2 separate regions of the Homo sapiens genome follow, and region 2 is linked to region 1. The links are chromatin loops, found by intact Hi-C in ENCODE. Cell type or tissue: adrenal gland. All regions are shown on one strand.

The links. Peaks named below come from ENCODE experiments on the same cell type or tissue, not always from the same donor. Only the 100,000 strongest peaks of a DNase experiment are listed, where the experiment ranks them.
Region 2: it touches region 1 in a loop (2.4-fold over the local background); 60 of 110 quality-filtered maps call a loop at or near these places.

What each region holds. Positions count from the first base shown.
Region 1 is chr3:38,478,825-38,481,324 of GRCh38, reverse strand. ACVR2B (activin A receptor type 2B) reads right to left here. Exons shown (of 11, transcript NM_001106.4): 6 at 2,054-2,197; 7 at 1,499-1,647. Among named protein-coding and RNA genes, the nearest start is that of EXOG, 16 kb to the left of the region's middle. In adrenal gland, a CTCF peak has its summit at 1,280 (motif pointing right); a DNase peak (open chromatin) is centred at 1,574; H3K27ac peaks cover 501 bases.
Region 2 is chr3:38,116,701-38,119,200 of GRCh38, reverse strand. It overlaps DLEC1 (DLEC1 cilia and flagella associated protein), which reads right to left. Exons shown (of 37, transcript NM_007335.4): 29 at 2,312-2,428; 30 at 2,101-2,226; 31 at 1,899-1,993; 32 at 1,590-1,674; 33 at 1,177-1,395. All of the region lies in intron 1 of LOC105377033 (a long non-coding RNA gene), which reads left to right. Among named protein-coding and RNA genes, the nearest start is that of ACAA1, 19 kb to the left of the region's middle. RefSeq lists an enhancer at 975-1,933. In adrenal gland, a CTCF peak has its summit at 1,048; a DNase peak (open chromatin) is centred at 1,030.

The sequences.
Region 1 (2,500 bases):
AGCTTAACATCATGATCCAACTCCCACCTTGGTTCCCAAGATACTAGAGTCTGTGCCCTAGAGTCAGGCCCCAGACCAGGCCATCCCACCCTACCTGGGGTGCAGAGGTGAAGCAGCACAAGCAGGCAGCTGCAGGCGCCGACATGGGTGTGAGAATCCCTCAGTGCACTTCAGATGGAAGGCTTCCCCCAGGGTTGGCAAAGCAACACCTACCCTAATGGCTGGGCAGACCCTGTCCCAGTCCCCACACTATCAAAGGCCAGCCCATATATTCTCAGAGGGGTTGTGGACAGGCACACTGGCCTGGGATGCAAGTTTTCTGAGAAGAATTTACAGCATTTGGAATGTGAATGAGAATAGGAATTTAATATTAGCTTTCCTAGGATCCTGCAGAGACCCCTTAGGGTCTCAAGCTCACCATGAAGGCCGGCTGGAGCAAGGGTGCTATTGCATGCACCCAGCTCCACCTCTAACTAAGCAAAGCTACTTGTGGTACTCAGTTTCCCCAGTGCCTGTCTCAGCCTTGTGAGGATTCGACTGAGTGGTAAGTGCAAATGTTTAGGGCCACACCTGGCATACTTACTAGGTATTCCTATTAAGTTGAGCCATATAGCAGAGACAACATTCAACCTTTTGACCTATAAAAACGGCAATTTCATACAGTCTACCTTCTATGTCATTACTGTTATTACCATCAGGGACCCTTCAGCTTTGAACGCTGGAATTTGAGGTTCATTCCCCTCCCTCACAGTCACAGAACCAGACTCAACTAGCTACAAGACCTTGGCTAAGTCATTCAACTTCTCTGTACTACTGTTCCTCCATCTGCAAGACAGAGCTGAGAAATACAGTACTTGTCTCAATGGGCGGTAATGAAGGTCAAATGAATTGATACTTCTCAAGTGTTTAGAGCACTGCCTGCCATTTAGTAAGCATGACAGTGATGAGCTCATCCAGAGTTTCTTAAAGGGTGGTTCGAGGACCCCAGAAGATCTCTAAGACTGTTCCAAGGGAATCTATAAAGTCAAAATTATTTTCATTTATTTGCTTTTATAAGGCTCATTCTCTTAGGAGCATAGAGTTTTCCCGAGGCTACATGAGATGTGATGTCCTCACTCTGACAGCGAATGGGATGTGTGGGTGTGCTCAAATACAGCAAATATCAATAGTCATAATCCACTTACACAAAAGTCATTTTAAGAGTATAAAGGGATCCTAAACTAGAAAATTTGAGAACTACTGAGCCAACTCTCCAACCAAAGTAATGGAGTCAGCACTTCATGTGGCCATTAGAGGGCACCAAAAACCAGCTTGGGAGGCCATGCCATCCCCAGGACACAGTGGGAAGGCCAGGTTTTGTGCCCAGCTGCCTCGGACACACAGCAAGCAGGGTAAGTATGTTTAGGAAGTTGAGACATCTCCAGACACTGCTCTCGCCCACCAACCCTTCCCACAGCTCCAGGTCAAGTGCAGGAAAGGCACCTGCTGACCCAGGTACCTGTGGGCAATAGACGGCTTGTGGCCCTCGCCACGGCACCAGGGCACATCCTCATGCAGGTATGAGAGGCCTCGTGACATCGTCTCTGCTACATGACACAGTTCGTTCCATGTGATGATGTTCCCCTTGAGGTAATCCGTGAGGGAGCCCTGAGAGAAGACAGCACAGAACTTGAGCACAGATTCTGGGTACAGGACAGGACCCAGCCCAGCCCTGGCAGAGAAGTCTCAGTGGGCCAATGGCTAGGCTGCTCTCCTGGAAGGCTACTACAATCGATATGGAAGATGGATGAGGCCAGGAGGCAGGGAGGGCTAGGGGTGGGAATCATGGAGTCACTACTCTTATCATAAAAACTTATCCCAGGGTGAGAGGTTCCTATCATAGGGGAACCAATGTCCACACCTATGGCAGGAGTAACCCCATAGTGGATAGTGCTACCGGGGCAGAGTACTTCATGGTGGACACCTCCACAGGGAAGGGGTCATCATATTATGGAGAGCCACCAAGGGGACATTCCATCTCCTCTCAGAGTCCATTCTGATGGGTGTGGCTCACCTTGTCATGGAAGGCCGTGATGAGCCACAGCTCTACTTCGAGGTTGGAGCCTCGCTTCTCGGCAGCAATGAACTGTAGCAGGTTCTCGTGCTTCATGCCAGGTGTGCTGAAGATCTCCCGTTCACTCTGCCACGACTGCTTGTCCTGAGGCCGGGGGCGAGGGGTTGGGGGGACAAGTGGCTGGCTTAGCCCTGCTGCAGTCACATTGCCCTACAGCAGAACAACCATTCCCCATTCCCCACCCTCAAGCCTCCCAGCCCAATCCCCACCCCCCAGCCTCCCAGCTTCAGCATTTGTAAGGGGACCAGGAGAAGACCTGTATTAAGCTAGGCCCCAGAGCATGAGGCCAACAGTGATCCCTGAGATCACTTAAGGCTAGCACTTCGATTTACAAATGGGGCCACTAAGGTCCATGCATGGGGTGTGAGTGACCCCGTATCACCCAAC
Region 2 (2,500 bases), 360 kb after region 1:
GCGCATGGAGGGTGAGATGCAGCACCATTAATTATGTGATGTCCTTTTTCTGGAACTTTTGGGCTTCCCCAGAGCTGCCAAGGACTTTTAAATGCCTGGTGGCTAACCGCCGTGTCTCCTTGGAAGCTCTGGTGGAATGGAACCTCTGGCTGTGCTCTGGGCCTTCCCATCCATTTAGCTCGTTGAAGGGAGCAAACGCAAAGTGGGTCAAGGGTGCCATTCTGTCTTCTGCAGATCCGTGTGTGTCCCTGACCTCCATGATGAGGTCCTCGGGGAGTACCATCACCTAGCACAGCATCTAGTACACAGCAGGCCCTCGCTACACAGTGGAGTATACATTGGATAGAAATAATATGGCTGTTCACTGAGGCTCTGGAAATGGATGAGACAACCCAGAAATGTGCAGAGTGAGGCTAGGACCTGGCAGAGCTCAAGGGAGCACAGCATAAAGGGAAGCCCTCCGAGAAGAAGAAAGAGGGCCTCTGAAGCAGGAGGGGAAGTAGGAGACAGGGCGGCGCTGTCTACCCTCAGCCTGCCTCTGCACACCCTGGAAGCCCACTGTGCAGATATGGGTGTGCGCACACTCAGCCTCATTCCAGTTGCCTCAGAGACCAGAGGAAGTTGATGGTTTCCAGTGAGGTCCTGACATTCCCAAGACCTTCCCCTACCTAACCAACTCTGAAAATCCAGGATCCAATTGTCACTGAGAATAAGTCAGAAGAGGAAATTTTACGTTAGAACCTGGAGTGTCTTACAATTATGGCAACCCCATGGGCTCACCTGAGCTGGGACACAAACCCTGAGCTTGCACAGGAGGACGGAGTCTGTGTGTGTGGGAAGGGGAGGTGCTCACAGGAATGCATCAGCCTCCACCAGCATCTCAGCAGTGGGGACTAAGAGGGAAAGGGAAGTCTGGGGACATTTATGGAGCACGTGCATGCATGTATGTGAACACAACGTCTGGTGTGGCCATGCCCATGTGAGCCACTTGTGCAGAGGTGCTGAATGTGGTGTCTCTGGTGGGAGTGCACCCCCGAGTGTTCATGCAGGGTATGGCAGGGTCAGGCATGCAGTTTGCGTCTGGGTACAAGCACCTGAGGGTGGCGTGCAGGGGTGCTGTCTGTACACATGTGAGGGTGTGCCATCGAGGCAAGGGCTGCAGACTCCCCCACTGACCAGCATGTTCTCCTGTGCTTGGAGCACCAGCTGCTTGTCCGCTGAGGCTGTCTCCTCCTCACACTCCTGCTTCTGGCCAGGGCCAGGAGCTCTGTGGTCCTGGCTCGCCCCATCTTGAGAAACGGAGAAGGGCCTGGAGACCATAAGCCGGAAGTAGTGTGGGATCTCTGTAGTGTTGGTCAGCTTCAGGTGGTGGGTGGTCACCAGCTCACTCAGCACCTGGGCAGCCACAGAGGTAGGAGGCAGGGAATGCATCTTGTCTCTCTCTTCAACCCCATGGCTCTAGGGTAGGGCTGGGAGGGCTGGGGGAGGGGATTTGGGCTCAGACTATAAGGCCTGAGTCCCACAAGGGCACACAGAGACATCTGAGGTCCAGGTAAGCTGGCAGGGCCAGAGGGTGGCAGCACACTCACCCCAGAGCAGGGCTGCTCGGGAATGAGGTCACTGGCCTGGCACTGGAATTCCATACTGCCGCCGTAGTCCAGCTCCACACTTAGCCTGCCCAGCAATAGGCATTGTTGGGGCAAGCCGGGCGCCTGGGGCCTTCTGGCTGCCCCCACTCTGCTCATCCAGCCTCGGGCCAGCCTTTCCCTGGGCTCCTCTGCTGACTTCTCCACCCATGCCCGTCCTTTTGCTCTGAGAACCCTGCCTGGCTCCACCAGTGCCTGGTGAGGGTGCACCCCATGGGGATGAAAGGAGATGGGGCACCCCAGCTGACTCACTGTGCAGGCCTCACGTAGCTATGCAGGTCCAGTTTCAGGGGTCCCACCGCAAAGTCCTGCAGGCGATGCCTCTTCCCTGGAATCTCCCTTTCCACCTACTGAGCCCAAGTCTGATCACAGCTGATCCCTGGGCTGAGTAGGCAGCATGCTACCCAGGAGGGAGCAGTGGCTGCGGCCCCCACCCCAGGCCGGAAGAGCTCACCTTGCTGTCCAAGCTCATGAAACCCAGGGCGTAGCCAGTACACTCCACCTTGTGCAGGATCTCAGGGCTGAGCACCATAGGGGTGAAGGAGATGTAGATGGTACTGCTGCCCCCAGCAGGGACCACCTGGCATAGACACAGCAGCCTTAGCACTGTCCCATGCCCACTGGCCGGCCAATGCAGACAGCTCCCAGCCCATACCCCAACTCACCACCTGCTTGGGGCTGATACAGTACAGGTGGCCGGAGGGCACCCCCTCATGTGCCTGCAGGATGACTGAGATGAGCTTCTGTGCCACCCTATTGCTGGCACTGGAGCTGCCCTCAACCTGTCACCAAGGAATCACTGAGGTTCACGCAGTCACTGAGGTTCAACTAGCCTACTGGCCACACCTCAGTGG